Linked DNA regions of Homo sapiens: region 2 is linked to region 1. A link is an interaction called in ENCODE POLR2A ChIA-PET data of the cell type or tissue named here. Cell type or tissue: Panc1. All regions are shown on one strand. Each heading gives the region's core, and the rest is flanking DNA. Links, peaks and the distances in the headings are about the cores only. Region 1 overlaps LOC124900218 (a long non-coding RNA gene). Region 2 has its middle 23 kb from the start of TFAP2A-AS2.

What was found. ChIA-PET counts read pairs that join two places held together with the same protein. Peaks named below come from ENCODE experiments on the same cell type or tissue, not always from the same donor. Only the 100,000 strongest peaks of a DNase experiment are listed, where the experiment ranks them.
Region 2: POLR2A ChIA-PET joins it to region 1 with 8 read pairs; 3 of 35 experiments call an interaction of 5 or more read pairs at or near these places.

Annotation. Positions count from the first base shown.
Region 1 is chr6:10,116,443-10,120,832 of GRCh38, reverse strand. The region is part of intron 1 of LOC124900218 (a long non-coding RNA gene); the gene reads left to right. It also overlaps the pseudogene OFCC1 and the pseudogene RPL7AP36. Among named protein-coding and RNA genes, the nearest start is that of TFAP2A-AS2, 290 kb to the left of the region's middle. In Panc1, for the core only: no CTCF peak of the experiment used is centred there; no DNase peak of the experiment used is centred there.
Region 2 is chr6:10,378,933-10,383,322 of GRCh38, reverse strand. No RefSeq gene overlaps it. Among named protein-coding and RNA genes, the nearest start is that of TFAP2A-AS2, 23 kb to the left of the region's middle. In Panc1, for the core only: a CTCF peak has its summit at 1,923; no DNase peak of the experiment used is centred there; H3K4me3 peaks cover 734 bases; H3K27ac peaks cover 2,128 bases.

The DNA of each region.
Region 1 (4,390 bases), core at 66-4,065:
AAATTAATTTGTTTGTCTTACATACTTCCTCCTATCATCCAATTTTAATTGTTTATATTATTTAAAAAATTATATTTATATCTCTAAGTGCAGTTATTGCTTTGTTATTTGATATGTCAGGTTTAAATTGCCTCATTTGACCCCAGGCTATTAAAACAATTTTTTAAGAAGAAATAAGCAAAACTATATTCCTTTTTACTTTTTTTCCTCCCATCTCAACTTAAAAAAAATCATACTGGCTGGGCACAGTGGCTCACCAGCATTTTGGGAGGTGAAGCGGCTCACTTGGCATTTTTGGAGGCCACGGTGGGGGATTGGTTGACCTCAGAGGTTTGAGACCAACCTGGGCAACAAAGTGAGACCACGTTTCTTAAAAAAAAAAAAAAGAAAAAGAAAAAATTATTTAAAAATATAATTTCTACATTGTCAGAGTTGAAAGTTATAAAAGTCTATTCTTTAATTTACAAGTCTCATATTCGTTCAAGTTTTGGTCACACAGCTCCATCGTTTAAAACCCTCCGTGCCAGTCCTTTAGCCATAGTGACTCCATTTCTTTCTTGGTTGTCTGAAGTTACTTTTCTGATAGTTTCTTAATAAAGCTACTGAGATTTAAAATCTTGTTGTATCTGAAAAAGTGATTGGTAAATAACAGTCTGTCTGGGTTTAAACCTCAGTCACGTGTTCTTTCCTAGAGGGTCTCGCAGGCACTGCTCCTCTGTCTTCTGGCGTTGATTTTTCTGAACTTTGAGACTAGCATTTTTTTCTTCCTCTAAATACTTGATCTTTTGTCTGGATCCCCAGATTATTCTTTTTTTGCCTCTGAAGTTTAGTAACTTTCTGGGATGTCTCAAAGAGAATATTTTGATTTTTCTTTTTCTTTTTTTTTTTTTTCGAGACAGTCTTGCTCTGTTGTCCAGGCTGGAGTGCAGTGGCACAATCTCGGCTCACTGTAAGCTCTGCCTCCTGGGTTTATACCATTCTCCTGCCTCAGCCTCCCAAGTAGCTGGGACTGCAGTCACCCGCCACCACGCCTGGATAATTTTTTTTGTATTTTTAGTAGAGATGGGGTTTCACCGTGTTGGCCAGGATGGTCTCGATTTCCTGACCTTGTGATCCACCTGCCTTGGCCTCCCAAAGTGCTGGGATTACAGGCATGAGCCACTGTGCCTGGCCCAATATTTTGATTTTTCTATAATAATTTTTCCTTTGATGTAGTGTGTCCTTTTTTCTATAAATTCAAATCTTTTATAATTTTGGCAACTTTTCTTGAATTATATCTTTATTTTTTCTGTTTTATTATTTTACTTCTACAGGGACAAACATTATACAGCTATTATGTTTTCTGCATCTGTCTTACTTGCCAATCATTTTCTCTTTAACATTTTAAGCCTGTTTAGTCCCATCTCATTTTGTTTGCTTTTCCTCATTCCTGTCATCCATGTGCCCATTATACTTTCAGTATCATTGGTTCTCTTTTATATTACTTGTAGTGTAAACTTCATTTCTCCACCACCGTTTTTTGAAGGAAAATTTGTATTATTTTAATTATTTTTAAGTACAGAAAACTCAGCAGTGTACATTTAACCCAGTTTAGTGGCAAGTTCTCTAGCCTTTGCCTTTTCGAGCTTGGTGACATGAGCCACAGACTTGTGACCCAGGACATTGCCTCCCCAGTGACAGTGGATCTCATCGTATCTGTCATCATAATTGGTCCTGATAGCTTCCACCAGTTTAGCCAAAGCGCCTTTGTCTTCCGAGTTAACCTGTGTGAAGGTGACAGTGGTGCAGGTCTTCCTGTGGACTAGATGTCCCAGTCTTGCCTTCCCCTTAATAATGCAGTAAGGGACCCGCATTTTACAACACAGGGCAGGCAAGAAGCCCACCAGCTCAGTGGGATGCACGTTGTGTGCAATCACCACCAGCTGAGCTTTCTTATTCTCCACCAAGGTGGTGATGGTGTTAACTCCTGCTCGAAGGACAGGTGGTCTCTTAGTGGGGACATCCCCTTTGCCAGCAGCTTTCTTCTCAGCCCAGGCCAACAGCCTCTGCTTCTTCTCTTGCTTTGTCTCTGTTTTGCATGTGTAGGCCAGCTTAAGCAGCTAAGTAGCTGTTTGGTGGTCCAGGGCTTGGGTGAACTGGTTAATCACAGGAGGCACTTTCAGCTGCCTATAGAGGATGGCTCTCTGCCGCTGCAACCTGATATAGCAGGGTCATTTCACAAAGTGGGTGAGGTCTCTTTTGGGCTGGATGTCCTGTCCAATGCCAAAATTCTTAGGCCTTTCCTCAAACAGGGGATTCACCACTTGCTTGACCTCCTGCTTCTTCATGACAGCAGGGGCCGCAGCCACCTTCTTCCCCTTGGCCTTCTTTCCTTTAGGCATCTTGGGTGGCGGGAGGAGCTCCACTACCTTTTTTGTCTGACTTCTTCCCTTAGCTCTTCAAGCTCATGGTTTGACTAATTATGTTAGTCCCCTGTATATTCTCTGATCGTTGCATATTACTTGAGCTCTTGTTTGCAGGGGCAATGGATTTGTTACATTTTCAAAATTCGTACTTATATATTTGTTCTTGCTTTCAGTGGCTTTATGCCAATATTTTGGGGGGATATGCCATTTCACTTGCATTTTTTTCTTTCTTTTTTATGTCATATTTTTGGGATTTTTACACTAATTCATTTTACTAAAGACTTTCATTTTTCTCAGAACAAAGCACATTTTCTCTGGACCAGGTATTTTTAGGAGGCTAATCTTCCAAAAAAGGCAAAACTATGTTTTAGCCTTGCAGAAGTTCTTATGGCTTTGACAGGTCATTCCTTCAGATCTTTTGATTTACTTCTTCCAAGCCAGCTGAGATTATTAGTAAAAGAATGACCCTAATGCAGATATTCCTTCTTTTCCCATACTGTATGAGTTGCTTATTCCAGCATAGCACACCATCTCAGAATTTAGTGGCTTAAAAACAACAAACTTTTATTAGTTATTGTGATCATGTTGGTCACATTCATAAGTTGGTTAACTTTCAAGTTGGCTCATTCCTAAGTCTACAGCTGGTGGTGGTTGGCTGGTTTAGGCTGGCCTAGGCTGGGAGTGGTTTTGCTCTACATAGCTTTCATTTATCCCCTGAGACCAGCATATTGGCCCTAGTTTTATCCTTCTCATAGCAATGACAGAGGTGCAAGAGAGTAAGGAGAAATACACAGGACTCTTGAGAATTCGTCTTGGAACTGGCACATCATTAAAGCAAATGACTTAGCTGAGCCAAGATCCCAAAGGCGAGGAAAAGACCTGTACCTTTTTAGTGAGAGTAACTGAAAAGTTGCATGAAGAAGAGCATGGATACAAGGGTGCAGAATTGGGCCATTAACACAATTTGTCACATTTGCCAAACACAGAATGCATTCTGCAGATATAACTTGATAGATTCTCTGCTCATTCCCATATTCTGTGTTTTTCATGACTCTGTTCTAACTGGCTCAAGGAATTTCCCACTGCCAGTCCACGCACCTGTTCCTTTAGTTTTAAGTAAGATGAGATAAATGAACGACTTAAGATGGCCCCACTTATCCTCACCTCCTGATATTTGCATCCTTGTATAATCCCTTCTTGACCGTGGGCTGGACTTAGTGACTTGCCTCCAAGAAAAATAGATAAATGGATGCCACTTGAAGATTAGATTATTTAAAAACTGTCACTTCCATCTAGTTCCCACTTTTTTTCATTGTTGTTGTTGTTTTCTTCCTTAGTGTAATGAAGAAAGCCACCATATTTTCCGCTGCCCTGTGAAGGGGCCCATATGGCAAGGAACTGAGAGTGGCCTCAATATCCTGCAAGGAACTGAGGCCTTTAATCTAAAGTCCTCAATCACATGAGTGGGCTGGGAAGTGGATCCTATCCTAGTTGAGACTTCAGATGACTACTGCCCTGGCTGACACCTTGATTATAGCTTATGAGTGATCCTGAATAGGGGACTCAGCTAAGCCATGTCCAGATTCCTGACCTGCAGAAACTGTGAGACATTAAATTATGATGGTTAAACCACTAAGTTTAGAAATAATATAGTATATAGCCCTAGATAGTTAAAAGCACAGACCATTGCTTTACCTTTCAGAGTATGTCGCTTGGGTTGGAGAAGCGTGTGCTGTTGGCTTTGCTTGAGATCTGCAGTAAAGGGTGTCTTTTCTCAAGCTGACTGTCATTGCATTTGGCATGTCTTCCTTACATTGTGGGTTGGTGCTTGTTTTAAAAAAATAGCTTAGAGGTTTATTAAAGAAAGAGTTCAACGTCGCTTTTCTGTTTCTCATTTTACTTATGGAGTTTGGGTAAATGTTTCATACCGTTATAAAAATAAAATTCAAGCTCTGGCTTTGCCCTCTGCATTTTATTTGTATATG
Region 2 (4,390 bases), core at 170-4,169, 260 kb before region 1:
CTGAACTCGAGGCACGGCTAGGGGAGAACGTGCAGGAACCTGGCAGCTCTTGGGGATTTACTGAAGCAGAGTGTGGTAAAGTAAGTGGAAACTGAGGGAACTTTGCAGTATCTCACTTTAAATCTAAAAGGAAACATTTGAAAATAAACAATAATCTGTTCTCTCATTCTCTCTTCATCTTTGTCTTTTTCTCTGAGCTCTTCCTTGTCCCTCTAATGCCGTTTCTCCTCTATTTCTGTCTATTCTCAACTTTACAGCCCATCTCTCCAGTGTATCTTTTTTTTCTCCCTCCCTTTCTCCGCCCCTCTCTCTGCCTTTATAAATATGCTAAAGAGGAAAACAACCTCGGCAATTCATGCTCGTAGCCACACGGAGAGTGGATCTGTTATGCGGGGATCAGGCGTGACCGCCTGTTATCCGCCAGGGCACCCCCGGCGCCCCCTTTCTTGCTGGGCTGCGGGGAAGACACGCGTGGGCCCCTATAGTGTCCTACGCATGGGGAGAAGCCAGTTTTCCCCACGCATCAAATCCTAACTTCAAACTTGAATCCATCTTGCTGCTCAAGAGTCAAGCTCGGTGGATTCATAATAGCAACGACAAAGAGTAATTACATATTAGAAAACAAAACAATAATTACACTACCAAGTTGACACACCAGTCAGCGAAGCACAGTCGCTTGGGCTGGAAACACCAAAGCCCGCGGCGCCCGCGGCTGACTCAGCAAATCGGAAAAGCCCCCAGCCCACGCCCACGCCGGTCCAAGCCGGACAGCTGATGCGCCCCTGCCCCTGCCGCAGTCACCTGCTAACAGGCCTTCGAAGTCTCCCTTAATAAGATGTGATTTGGGAGCTGTCTGGCAGAAAAGCATCTCACAAGTACCATAGAACCTGTTTCTTGGAGAGATGTTTTGTTTTTTAATCAAAATGGACACCCAGATTCTTGAGTTTGAACTCTTGTTTTACATATTCACATTTAGAATAGAAAAAGCTGGTCTTTCTGCATGTTCATTTCTCCCAGCACCTGTCACTCGGTTCCTGGTTACTTTATGGAGCCCTCAGGCAGGAGTCCTCGGGTTTCCTCTTTCTCCCCCTAAGAGTCAAGGCGGCAGGGGCGTTTTTTAACTTCCTAGGTGGGGATGGGGTTAGAGGGGAAGGAGGTTAGAGGCTGGTGATTGGCCTGGGTGATTGGGCTTGGGACCCAGCGAGAAGAGCGTGTCCCTAACCTAGGCCCCTCGCAATCGCTGCCACATCCCCGGTTCCTTTGGACTGGCGGTCGGGGAGGCTCCCTTTTCGGGCATTGTTCCCCCTGACCCCCTTCAGGGGCTCCAGCGCGTCCCCGGGGTCTTCCCAGGGCCCGGGCCTGGACGGTGGATTAGAGATGGGGACGGCTGGCGAGTGTCTGGGGGCGGCTGGCGAGTCTCTGGGGGCGACACCCGTCCGGACTGCGCAGCTCGCTGCTCACTGAGGCGGACTCCGCTTGCCGTCCCGGTGTGAAAGCAAACACATTCTGTTTGGGCCAGGAGCCCGCGGCTGGAAGATGCAACTGAGCTGGAAACACCAGGCCTCCGTCTGGGAAAGATTGAGCCGGAACCTCTATTCGGGCCTCTCCTCTCGCTTCCCCCAGGCCTGTCTTCCCAGGGTTGAAGCCCGCCCCAAAGGCAAGGTGGGTTGAGCGGAGGGCGCCAGTGCGCTTGTGCCAAGGGGGCGTCGAAGGACAAGAGCCTATCTTGGGACTGTGCCTCGAAAGGCGCTAGCAGGCCGCGCACCCTGGGCCTGGGAAAAAGCCCAGAGCGTCCTCTCAGGCCCCAGATAGGAGGAGTGCTCAGGCTCGGGGACCTGCCGCAGGCTGCCCTTAGCCGGCGATGCCATCTGCAGGCTGCGAAGTAATCGGATTTGGCCAAGAAGGGGAAAGGCCGCAGCGACCCACGGTGGGCACCTGGGCTTTGGGGAGGGTGGAAAGCCGGCGGGGACAGCCAGGAAAGCGCGCGGGGCCCAGCGCCCTCTAGGGCACACAAGCCCCTCGCTGGGTGGACGGCTCTCCTTTCATCCCCCAGGGCTTAGGGAAGGACAAAGGACCTATAAAAAAAATCTAACAACAAAAAAAATATCAGCTTGACCCCCAAAAGAACACTGTTTAATGAGGTGGAAAATTCTTCCACACAAATTGCTTTTTCTACTACTTTATGAGAGTTCATAAATGTTAATGAAATCCAGTTACCAAAAAGTAACATACATCATTGCAGCTGAAGGGAGGCAGAGGAAGGAAGGTGGTGGTTAACGTACAATCATAATTAAAATAACAGCAGCGGCAGCAACAATGCTGCCCATGGCTAATGTGGTTGGAGGCTCAGTCCAGAGCCGCACCATTGTATCCGATCTGGGTTGGCCACCGGTGTTTCCCTGGACAAGAACAACAGTGGCAGCAATGGCACAACGACAAATGTAGAAGTGCAGGAGCCGGTGGGTCAGAGTGGAAATAAAATCACAAAACGCTCCTGTTTCTTTTCTTTTGAAATAGAAAGCTTGTTACAGACTCAAACTTCTTCAAAATCTATGCAGAAAGAAGAGCCCAAGGCAATGCCTGGGAGAAGCGGAGGGGAGGGGCAAGCTCATTGTCCTCCACACCTGCCCTATATGTTTGCTTTTTCCTTCCTCTCTGCATATCAGAGGTACACTCCTATAGCAGGTGATCTTATTCTGACAGTTTTTTTTTTTTTTTTTTGAGACGAGAGTTTCACTCTGTTGCCCAGGCTGGAGTGCAGGGGCACGATCTTGGCTCACCGCAACCTCCACCTCCAAGGTTCAAGAGATTTTCCCGCCTCAGCCTCCTGAGTAGCTGGGATTACAGGTTACTGCCACCACGCCCAGCTAATTTTTGTATTTTTACTAGAGATGGGGTTTCACCGTGTTGGCCAGGCTGTTCTCAAACTCCTGACCTCAGGTGATCCACCCGCCTTGGCCTCCCAAAGTACTGGGATTACATGCATGAGCCACCACACCGGGCCTTCTTCTGACATTTCTATGCCCAGCACCCAGCCCAGAGTTGGCACATAGTAGGTGCTTAATAGGTGTGTATTGAATAAGTGAATGATTGAATGGAACAACAGCAGAAAATTACTCAATGAACAATCTCCTTGATAATATCTGAAGATGAATTAAGATGCTCAAGCACACGCCTGTAAACCCAGCACTTTGGGAGGCTGAGGCGGGCAGATCACGAGGTTAGGAGATCGAGACCATCCTGGCTAACATGGTGAAACCCCGTCTCTACTAAAAATACAAAAAATTAGCCGGGTGTGGTGGTGGGCGCCTGTAGTCCCAGCTACTCGGGAGGCTGAGGCAGGAGAATGGCGTGAACCCGGGAGGCGGAGCTTGCAGTGAGCCAAGATTGCGCCCCTGCACTCCAGCCTGGGAGACAGAGCGAGATTCCGTCTCTAAAAAAAAAAAAAAAAAAAAAAAAAAAAAAAAAAAAGATGCTCAAGCACTCAATATTTTCAATATTCACCAAACATTTTCTGATAACATACTATGTGTCAGGAACTGTTCCAGGCCCTGAGGATACAGTAAGCAAACAAAACAGACAGAAACCCATCTTCTTATGAAGCTAATATTTTGAATTGTCCTGTTTTGGCTGATGTATTATTTTACATGGCTGGGCAAATGGCCTCTTACCTAACTTTGGGAAAATGACTGTTACCCTCCAGATTCCTCTTTATGAAATGGAGTTGAGGAAAGGAGATGCGAAGTCTATTGATGAAAGTCATATAAAGAATATGGTTTTAAGGAAGATGTTTTATATTTCCTTAATGGGATCATTTCTCTATGTCTTTATTTGTTACGAGTCAAAAATATATATATTTTTTGTAAATAGCTAGGACAATTTGAATATTTTTCTTTTGCCCTTGAGAGCTGCTGGAATTGAATCATTTTAGCTTTGCACATATTGCTTAATATTTTATGTAATCTAAATACAAGTGCTTTCTTTCTTTTTTTTTTTTTTTTTTTTTTTTTTTTTTTGAGACGGAGTCTCCCTCTGTCACCCAGGCTGGAGTGCAACGGCACGATCTCGGCTCACTGCAACCTCCGCCTCCCGGGTTCAAGAGATTCTCCTGCTTCAGCCTCCTGAGTAGCTGGGATTACAGGCGCGCACCACCACTCCCGGCTACTTTTTGTATTTTTAATAGAGATGGGGTTTCACCATGTTGGTAAGGCAGGTCTCGAACTCCTGACATCGTGATCCACCTGCCTTGGCCTCCCAAAGTGCTGGGATTACAGGCGTGAGCCACCGCGCCCGGTCACAAGTACTTTCTTAACAAAATAGGGAATAAAAAAATAAATACAAGTACTAATACTAATAACTATTTTTTTTTTTTAGCTATTATCTTTTGCCA